2 separate regions of the Homo sapiens genome follow, and region 1 is linked to region 2. Evidence: chromatin contacts called from ENCODE Hi-C data. All regions are on one chromosome and are shown on one strand. The core of a region is the stretch at or near the end of the contact, and the rest is flanking DNA. Distances in the headings are between cores, read along the strand shown. Region 1 holds the start of OR4C11 (olfactory receptor family 4 subfamily C member 11). Region 2 holds the start of OR4A15 (olfactory receptor family 4 subfamily A member 15).

Region 1 (5,751 bases), core at 2,648-5,147, 240 kb after region 2:
AAACTACTTGAGCAAATTGCCCCACTGTTAGACACCAACAGCAGGTTGATCATGTAAGTGTCCATGCAGGCAAGTTTCAACAAGGGCTGCAAATCACAGCAATAATGATCAATCAAATAGGGTCCACAGAAAGGCAATCTTAAGGCCAGGATAATCTGAGCTGTAGAGTGTATTAAAGACCCTATCCAGGCAAGAACAATCAGGATGATGCAGACCTGCTGGCTCATGATGGTTGGGTAACGCAAGGGCTTACAGATGGCCACATAGCGATCAACAGCCATGAGAATGAGGACAAAGATCTCCATGCAGCCAAATAAATGTAGTGCAAAGACTTGTGTCATGCACTCATTGTAGGTTATAATTTTCTTTTCAGAGAGAGCATCCACAATTAATCTAGGGGCTGTGGAAGTTGAAAAGCAAGAATCTGCAAAGGACAAATAAAATAGAAAGAAGTACATGGGGCTTCCTAGTGTCCGGCTGGACTTGATGGTCACAATAATGAGCATATTCCCCACCACAGTTCCCATATAGAAAATTAAGAAGATTACAAACACTATTTTCTGCCTCAAGGGATCCTGTGTTAATCCTAACAGTATGAATTCAGGCACACTGTTATTTTGCTGCATTGTTTCAGTTGATGTGAAGAAACCACAGATTAGAACTAGTTAATCTGCAAAAGAAAAAAAGAAATAGATTCTAAATTTAGAGGTCAAATACATATTCTTGCAATGAAATTGCAACTTTCCAATGGCTTATTATTGACAATTCTTTGTATTTTTTTCTGAGTGAAATGGAATTCATAGTAACTATTCAATATATTTACCAAAATATTATTATTATTATTTTTGAAACAGAATGTCGCTCTGTCCTCTAGGCTGGACTGCAGTGGCATGACAAAATTACACATGAAAATAATACAATTAGAAATAGAAAAATAACTTAAAAGCAAATGATTTTTCAAACAAAGTAAACATTAATTTAGGGGTTTGGTATGAGTAGGTGTCTTCTGAGCTGAATGTGTTCCTTTAGCTTATAGCCAAGAATAATAAATATTTTGTACTGTGTTGCGGTAACAGATGAAAATGTACATGACTTACTACAATAGGCTTTCACATTATTTGAACCTGACAGTACCATTATAATATATTTACTTCCTAAATATACAGATCATTCTAATGATGTTGTTTAAATACTTGAGAATACCTTCCTTAATAAAATTTACATGTATGTGGGTGTGTGTGCACACACACACACATACACAGAGAAAGAGACAATAAACATAAAATTTTTGCAATGAGCAAAAAGTCAATCATTACAGTCCAACATGAGAATTATTTTAACCTCTTGCCTTGACTATCTTTATTTCCTTTTAATTTACCTCTGAAAATTTTCTAATTATTTTCAGTTCCAAATTCATCCTTTATTATTCAACTTTGTACTGCTTTGTTATACTGTGTTGTCCAAAGTTAAATTCGTCCATCTTTCCTTATTTTTCTGGGTTCTTCATAAAGTTTTCTTAAGAGACAAGTAGACACTGAGGCTAAAATGAGGAAAAAAGTGGAAGAATAATTGACACATAAATCAGGACATTCTTTCAAATTTCAGGTTTGCAGGTAAGCATCAGTGATTTAGAAAATGAGATCTATGCGCTCCAAGTCAGGACTGAAACTTTCAATAGAATTTTTAGTTTGTATGTTCTTATGAATCCCATATCCTGACTTCAAGAAAGAGAAGTTAAATATATAATGGGAATTAATATTTATTTGCATATTTCAAATATTGAACAAATTTTTCCATATACTTTTTCACATATATATTCCAAATAGCAACACAGTAAAAAATTAAAAGGGAAGTGTCAATATGATAAAATACATTTACAACACATTTGCCAGACAAAAGCATAGCTTTTTAAAATGTAAATTGATTTCACAGATAAGTTTCTGAAAAATATGACACAAATGAACATTGGAAAAATAACCCATCTTAAAAGAGACTGTTCTCCTTATTATAAAGATTATGCCTCTGGAAAGATGCTCAATTTCTTTCATAGTTAAATACATTCAAGTTAAAATTCCAGTTAGATAATTTTCACCTATCAGGTTAATAAAGTAATCCTTTTGATAAATGTCTTAACAAATAGTCTTGACAAAGGTGTGGGAAACCGTCAACCCTACAAACTTTTGGTGGGAATGTAAGTGGGTGCAACCTTCTAGAAAGTGACTTCAGTATCTATTATATGACAACCGGATATAGATATTGATCCAGTTATTCCGTTTCCTATAGACGCACTCATTCACAGAAACAAGGACAATCATTTTGCCTTTTTAGATGGTAGCAAGAGATAGGAAACAACTTTAGTGCCCATCAGAAGGGACATTAATGAATCAAGGATGATATTTTTACGCAAACATTAATAAGAATGAAGCAGATACAGATAGCTGTGTGTTTATATGCACACGCACGCACACACACACACACACAAAATTGTCCCTGACATATGGTGTAAATTGAAATGTAAGAGATTAATATTGCATGCTTAGAATTGTAACATTTTCCTTAACATCAGTACAATATATACTACACACACCTGCATATTTCTATACATGAATTATAGTAGAAGAGTATGAAAAAACTATAATGACTCTGAGCGGGGAAATTGCATTCTTGGCATTAGACATGGGAGAAATAACTACATTAAAAAATATTCACTTTGGTAGTATTTGACAATGTGTCATAATAATGCTACATCGAAAATAATGTTTTAAAAGCTTTACCTTGGGAGATGGGTTGTTATTCACCTTGTGATGGCATATCCCTGAGCCATCACAACTGTCTTGTTGTAGACAGGAATTCTAGTGGTATTCTTAGGGCTACATTAAGCCTCACAAATTTGAGTAAGTCAGATATAGCAGTAGTGTTGAAACTCAGGGCTCTGTAAATACAACATATGCAGACACACTGTCACTAACTGGAGATTCACTTCCTGTATTGAAGGTTTGTGAAAGCTCTTTAGCAAACAGAAATAAAAAATTGTATTTGTCTTCTCTGAATTAAGTATTATAAAAAGACACACACACATGCATGTATCTCCAGAATAGACATGAATAAGCAGGAATAAATAGATACAAATAGACATCATTACACATTTTTATAGTACTATACATTAGAATGAAGCAACATAAGAAAGGGTATTTTTATCTGTTCACTGCTGAATTACAGCACTTATAAAAAAGTAGGTTTTTGATATCTGTTGAATGAATCAAAGAATTAAGAGAAATTCTTATAGATCCAAATCATTAATGTTTTATACTATTTTATATTTAGCTGCATTAAGGAGAAGGAAGCCAGCATCCTACCGTGGGCGACATCATCACCTTCATGGAGCACTTCCTGGAACACCCCAATAGATTTTATTTCTGTTTGTTTATTATTTATTTTATTACTGCTCCTTGCAGAGCAGAGCTACCCTTAGGCAGTTTGCCCAGAGTAGGCTGTTTCTGTTTAATTATCTCCTACCCACTTCTACCAACAGCTCTTACCTGGTAGTGCCCATTTCCATCAAGAAATTCTGTGCATGATTTTTATTTCCATCTTTTCACTTTAGATTGTAAAGCACTTCTAGAAAAGTCCTTGAATTTCCCCACCTCCCACCAGTGTCTTGTATATGTTAGTTCCTGGCTGTTGTATTGATCAGATCCACCTTCTCTGAATGTTAGATACGACTAAGTTATTCTCCTATACAGACCTTACCAGCTTTGATAAGAGAGTATGCTATATTAGGATGTTCAATTGCCCTCTTTTCTTCCCAATATAATTTGGAGGCTACTTATTCAAATGAGAATTTTAAAAGTGCTTATAAATTAATATATAACTATTCTGATACGAGGCTCTCTTTGGTCTCACAAAGAAGTTTACATCCCCATCTTAATGGTAGAAGGCAAACTAAATTGGTTCCAGATTCATCCAACACTTTCTGAAATCTACCCTCACGCAGGATTTTTGACTGGGAAAATTTTCTCTTTTGCCTTCCCAGGAGAAGTGCTTAATATGAATTATGCAAAATTTAAGAGTCTGGGGAATGTCATCCCCTCAAGTGTCCCTTTTGGAACATGAGCCAGATGTGATAGATAACTTAATCTTCAATTTGTCTTGGATTATGGAAAAAAGAGGTAGCCCACTCTTGCAATTAGAGGTGTTAATTTGAGTGATAAATGACGTTTTTGACTAGAATTAAAAATGGTCTTCTATCAACCAAATCTTTGTTTCTCATACCATTCTCCAATAAAGTGATCAAGGCTTCTTGAAGAAATGTTTGATTCTAGATTTTTAACTGAGAGTGTACAAAATAAATGAGCGTTTCACAGCGGTGGAAATACAGAAGTGCTAAAACATGCACACAAACGGTGATGGGGACACAGGAGTCAACTGAAACAGCCTACAACGGCCAAAGCTGTAAAAATTTTTAGCAACAAAATAAATAACACAGTTTTGAAATATAACCGTAATTGTAAAATATATACCGAAAAGTTCATCTTTATAAATAATTGAATACATAGTTAAATAAAATAGAATTAGAGGTTAACTACCTTTCATTTATTTTTTAGTTGATATGTAATAATTATATTTATTGGATATGAAGTGATATTTCCATATTTCTTTACAATGTTTAGTAATAAAATCAGGGTAATTAGTATGTCCATCACCTCAGATATTTATTTTATTTTTAATTTTTAAAATTTTAATTTTTACTTATTTTTATTTTTGTGGGTACATAGTAGGTATGTTATATGGTTTGTCTGTGTTCTCACCTAAATCTCATCTTCCATTGTAGCTCCCATAATCCCCATGTGTCGTGGGAGGGACCCAGTGAGAGGTAATTGAATCATGCAGGTGGGTTTTTCCTGTGCTGTTCTCATAGTAGTGAATAAGTCTCACAAGATCTTATGGTTTTATAAAGGGCAGTTTCCCTGCACAAGCTCTCTCTTACCTGCCACCATGTAAGACATTCTGTTGCTACTGCCTCCCCTTCCACCATGACTGTGAGGTCTCACCAGCCATGTGGAATTGTGAGTCCATTAAACTTCTTTTTCTTCAATAAACTACCTAGTCTTGGGTATGTCTTTATTAGCAGTGTGAGAATGGACTAACACTATATATATATATATATATATATATATATATATATATGGAGTATATGAGACATTTTGATGCAAGCATGCAATGTGAAATAAGCACATAAGGGAAAATGGGATATTCATCCCCTCAAGTATTTGTTCTTTGAGATGCAAATAATCCAGTTATACTCTTTAAGTTATTTTGAAATATACAATTAAATTATTATTGACTATAATCAACCTGTTGTGCTATCAAATAGTAAGTCTTATTCATTATAACTCTTTTTTTGTACCCAATGGCCTTCCTCACCTCCAGTTTCTGGTAATTGTCCTTCTACCCAAATGTCCATGAGTTCAATTCTTTTGACTTTTAGATCCCACAAATAAGTGAGAACATGTGGTGTTTGTCTTTCTGTGTCTGGCTTATTTCACTTAACATAATGATCTCCCATTCCATTCATGTTGTTGCAAATGACTGGATCTCATTTATTTTTATGGCTGAATAGTATATACACCACATTTTCTTTATCTATTCATGTGTTGATGGACATTTCAGTTGCTTTCAAATCTTAACTGTTGGAAACAGTGCCACAACAAACATAGGAGTCCAGATACTTCTTTGATACACTAATTTCCT
Region 2 (5,551 bases), core at 2,118-4,617:
TCTTACCCTCTCCCCTTAGCCCCTGGTATCCACCAGTGTACTTTCTGTGTCTGTGAATATGACTATTCTAGGTGTCTTATAAAAGTGAGATCATAACATATTTGTCATTTTGTGTCCGGCTCAGCATGTCTTCAAGGTTCACCAATGTTGTAGCATTATCACAATTTCATTGCTTTTTAAGGTTGAATAATATCCCCTTGTATGTATATACTACAATTTGTTTATTCATTCATTAATTGATGGGCATTCAAGTTGTTTCCATTTTTTGGCTACTGTGAATAATTCTGCTATTGAACATCAGTGTCCAAATATTTGTTTCAGTCTTTGATTTCTATTCTTTTGTGCATATACCCCAAATAACATTCACATCACCATGTGAAAATTCACCATCTGTCTTTCTCCATAGCTCTTTGACATGTATCATTAAAACTAATTTAATCTGAGGTACCTTTTTATAGATTAGGGGATCAATTGGGTACATAACATGATGTGTCCAGTTTTACTCACTACAATTTTAAAACCCTAAAAATAGGGACATATTCACATAATTAACTCACAGGCAGAAATTGATGTTGGCATTTTCCCTAAGCTTCTGTAGATCTTGTACCTAATGAAATTTATAACCTCTTTTTCCATGGACACTAAATTACCGTTTCTAATAAGGTGTATGTGTAGGTGCATAAATTTACTTAGGAAGTAGACTTTTCAGAATACAAGTTTTTATATTTTGTAAAAATTGTTACTCTGGGATACCTATCATGGATTCACTTTTTTGAGTATTTCTTAATTATTTACTTGTTCTCATTGATATTTTGTAAAAATTGTTACTCTGGGATACCTATCACAGATTCACTTTTTTGAGTATTTCTTAATGATTTACTTGTTCTCATTGAATATGTTAAGAAATTTGAAGAATATTACAAATGTTTCAATCAGATATATACTTTTTCATAAAATACATTGATAAAATACAGAATTTTGAATCATTCAAAGTGATAATTTTCGGTAGTTTAGAATAATAGTAATGCTCTTAAGAACATTTTAATAAGTGAAATATCTATTGAGTACTTAAAATGATATAAACAAATAAGTGTTATAAGTACAAAATGTCAACAGGAGAGACTGTCCTACTGGAAGTTTTCTCTTGAATGCTCAGATAGCTCCTATAAATTATGAGTACTCATTTCCATTATAAATGCAGAATAGTTTCATAATTGCCAGTAAAGGTATTTAATTATGTATATATGCAACAAAATATCAGAATCCCCAAAGACAGAACTTCCAAGGAAGCTAATCTTACCTACTGACCTACCCTAAAGTTTAAAATCTGATTTTCTTATTTTTCTTTGGCCCAAATGTATAAAGATTCCTAGAAGCAAGTGCTGATACTGATGCTGAGTTACCTTTCTGGCCACCTCCTGATTGACAGCTCTGGGAATCTGATATTCTTCTGCTCTCAACTAATTCAGTTCCCTCACCCAAAATGCTTACCAATATTTCATTCAGCTTGTGGCCTTTACTTATTTCCATATGCCTTTACTAAGTTATCTCTTATTTTATTTATGTCTACACTTTTACTCTCCCTCTGATCCTTAAAGATGTCTTGGCTTGCTTTGATGCATAGATAGAATAATCTCCTGACTATCACAAATGATCATCACTAACACAGAGCATATTTAAAATAATCCTGCTAATACAAACTTGTGTATATGACACATAAAATTGGGCCTGGATCACATCTGAAAGGCCCAACAGATTATTTGATTTATTTTACTCAAGTGAGAATGAATATTTTGTATTTGACATAAATTCCAATAACCAAGAACTAATAATATGAAAAAACCCTTATGTATTAATTACTTTAATAATTAAATAACCTTTAGCACATACTAAACCTGGTTTATATAAAAATGGTCTACCAGCAAAAATGTCATCATGTTGTCTAGGATACAGGTGTCAATGATAAGAATCCAGAAACTCATTTATCTGGAAGGATCATTACATTTCCAGTAAGGAATTATAAGGTGGGATGTGATTTTCCTGAGATGACTAAGCTCAAAATCAACTAATATTTTCAGATTTTTAGTATAGAATTATTTCTACTACACCATGATTTTGCCTGGAGTCTTTATTTTTGACATTCCAAATTAATCTGTAATTAGCCATGATCAGTCTTAAACAAATGCGAAAAGTGGGGAAAATGTCTCTGCATTGCCCCCCGACTTTGATTTGTATTACCTGTTTTTTTCCTCTAATGACCTACGTTGTAATAGATGAAAATTCAGTGTGTGTGTGTGTGTATATGTGTGTGTGTGTGTGTAGTTTCTTTTCAAATAAAACTTTGCTTTCATTGGACTTTCATGGCTGGCAAGATTTTAATACATTTATTTCCACATACTTGCTCTCTGAGCTTTGAAATTTGGTTTAATAAAATTTAATAAACATTTAGTGAGCACTCACAATGTGTCTGGTTCTTTGAGCGAGTTATTCCTGGATTCTAGGAGCTCACAGTACAGTGTTTCAGAATGGCAAATATCTAAACATTAGCCTGTAATCTTATGCTCCATATACTGGGTACTACTTTACATAAATATATAAGTAAAGTCAACACATATGAGGCTGTTTTCTTGATAGATCATGGAAGGACAAAATCTGTTCAAAAAAAGATAAATACTATATAAATATCAAAAATACAGTCTTTTTAAGGGATGTTCTCAAGAAAGCAGCTCTATTTTGATCTGTAATAGATTATCTCACATATATATTCACTCACATATACCTTCCAGTTAAAATCATGAAGCCTCATCATTGCAGTTAAAGCAATACATTTGTATTTTTTAAAATTCTTTTTTTAAAATTATACTTTAAGTTCTGGAGTATATGTGCAGAATGTGCAGCTTTGTTACATAGGTACACATGTGCCATGCTGATTTGCTGCACCAATCAACCCATCACCTGCATAGCGTATTTCTCCTAATGCTATCACTCCCCTAGCTCCCCACTCCCCAACAGGCCCCGGTGTGTGATGTTCCCCTCCCTGTGTCCATGTGTTCTCCTTGTTCAACTCCCACTTATGAATGAGAACATGCAGTGTTTTGTTTTCTGTTCTTGTGATAGTTTGCTGAGAATGATGGTTTCCCGCTTCATCCATGTCCCATTTGTAAAAATGAAAAGGATAATTGTGGGAGGATATTCTAAACACTTCTTTTCTAATGAGCTGCTCTGTGTGAGGCCCTGGTCAGGGAAAACGTGGTCGATAAGGCATCACATTTTTGACATGGAGCTTCTGACAAATAATCTCAAATTTATCACTGACCCTTTTGTTTGTAGGCTCCGACACCTGAGTCCAACACCTTCAGAAGAACACATGAAAAATAAGAACAATGTGACTGAATTTATCCTCTTAGGGCTCACACAGAACCCTGAGGGGCAAAAGGTTTTATTTGTCACATTCTTACTAATCTACATGGTGACGATAATGGGCAACCTGCTTATCATAGTGACCATCATGGCCAGCCAGTCCCTGGGTTCCCCCATGTACTTTTTTCTGGCTTCTTTATCATTCATAGATACCGTCTATTCTACTGCATTTGCTCCCAAAATGATTGTTGACTTGCTCTCTGAGAAAAAGACCATTTCCTTTCAGGGTTGTATGGCTCAACTTTTTATGGATCATTTATTTGCTGGTGCTGAAGTCATTCTTCTGGTGGTAATGGCCTATGATCGATACATGGCCATCTGTAAGCCTCTTCATGAATTGATCACCATGAATCGTCGAGTCTGTGTTCTTATGCTGTTGGCGGCCTGGATTGGAGGCTTTCTTCACTCATTGGTTCAATTTCTCTTTATTTATCAGCTCCCTTTCTGTGGACCCAATGTCATTGACAACTTCCTGTGTGATTTGTATCCCTTATTGAAACTTGCTTGCACCAATACCTATGTCACTGGGCTTTCTATGATAGCTAATGGAGGAGCGATTTGTGCTGTCACCTTCTTCACTATCCTGCTTTCCTATGGGGTCATATTACACTCTCTTAAGACTCAGAGTTTGGAAGGGAAACGAAAAGCTTTCTACACCTGTGCATCCCACGTCACTGTGGTCATTTTATTCTTTGTCCCCTGTATCTTCTTGTATGCAAGGCCCAATTCTACTTTTCCCATTGATAAATCCATGACTGTAGTTCTAACTTTTATAACTCCCATGCTGAACCCACTAATCTATACCCTGAAGAATGCAGAAATGAAAAGTGCCATGAGGAAACTTTGGAGTAAAAAAGTAAGCTTAGCTGGGAAATGGCTGTATCACTCATGAGAATGTGACATTCATTCTTTCACAGAAGCAAGGAACAATTTCACTATCCTATCTGATTACATTTCTGTTATCATTTCCTTTTAGTTTTTTAGCTTACTTATTCTGAAGCAGTCATATAAATTAATATTTGTCTAGGTGTAATATGTTACACCCATTACAGACCAAGAAAATTGCATAGGTTTAACAGTGTGTACTGTTTTTGTAATCATACTGTGTTAAGATTCTTTGGTTGATAACAATATTTAGTTTTATTTCAAGCTCTTTTTTATTTAAAAATCATTTATTTATTTTTCTTTTTTATGTATTTTAAATTGTCAATAATTGGGTATATTTATGGAGTACAATGTGATGTTCTGATCTATGTATACATTATAGAAAGATTTCATCAGTCTAATGAATATATCTGTCACCTCCCCAACATTGATTTTTTGTGTGTGGTAACATCAAAAATCTATTCTTCTTTATGGTCTGTGATATCTTCCTGGCACATATAAATGTGATCTAAGAAAATTTGTTCCCTTTCATCCAAGAGAATGATATATTAAACGTGAAAATTTAGATTGTTAAAAGAATGTTAATCTAACAGTACAAATAAATGTCTTGGTGAAATTAATGAATTTAAAGTTTCATAGATATGTTGATAGCTGAGGATAAATCAATGAGAAATAAACTTTGTTAATTTCATACTGTGATGGAGTTAGGATGTCCAGATAGCATATAGTTGTTTTTGTATAATTTGACCAGTTTTTGAACAGAAAAATTGTTTAATCTCATTCTGTATACCTAGATCAATTGACCTCCCCCAATAGCTGAAATAGGTGCTTAAGCCACTCATATATAACAGTAGATTCCACAGAATCTACCCACATTAAACTCTCTGGGTGCACTTTAAAAACACGCACACACACAATGAATGTCAAACATTTTTCAAACGGATTGTTTTGCTTTACACAATAAGTAGCTTTCAGAATCTCTGTGAACTATATGATCTCATTGACTGAAGTGATACAAAGTGATACATCAAAGGTGTCTTCTTTGTTTAGAGTTGCTCTACAGTGGGTTTAGAGAACTAATACGGTATTACAAAGATAATTTTTAATGGCTATGGCATAACATATTGCCTTGTTGAAGTCAACCTACACCATCTTTATTAAGGTAAAAAGTTGGTATTTTTTTCTTTTTCCTTTCCTCAGTTTATAATAGATGTACTTAATGCACTTAGCAATATTAATGCTTCCA

What was found. Hi-C counts contacts between places; a loop is a spot of excess contacts on that map.
Region 1: a map of Panc1 shows a loop between it and region 2 (4-fold over the local background). The contact joins the promoter of OR4C11 here to the promoter of OR4A15 in region 2. A Hi-C loop is called at or near these places in 1 of 168 maps with a recorded cell type or tissue (Panc1).

The regions. Positions count from the first base shown.
Region 1 is chr11:55,603,748-55,609,498 of GRCh38, forward strand. OR4C11 (olfactory receptor family 4 subfamily C member 11) reads right to left here and starts at 3,898. Exons shown (of 4, transcript NM_001004700.3): 1 at 3,540-3,898; 2 at 2,775-2,932; 3 at 1,379-1,540; 4 at 1-670. The coding sequence starts at 626.
Region 2 is chr11:55,364,607-55,370,157 of GRCh38, forward strand. It overlaps OR4A15 (olfactory receptor family 4 subfamily A member 15), which reads left to right and starts at 3,368. Exons shown (of 1, transcript NM_001005275.2): 1 at 3,368-4,312. The coding sequence starts at 3,368. The coding sequence ends at 4,312.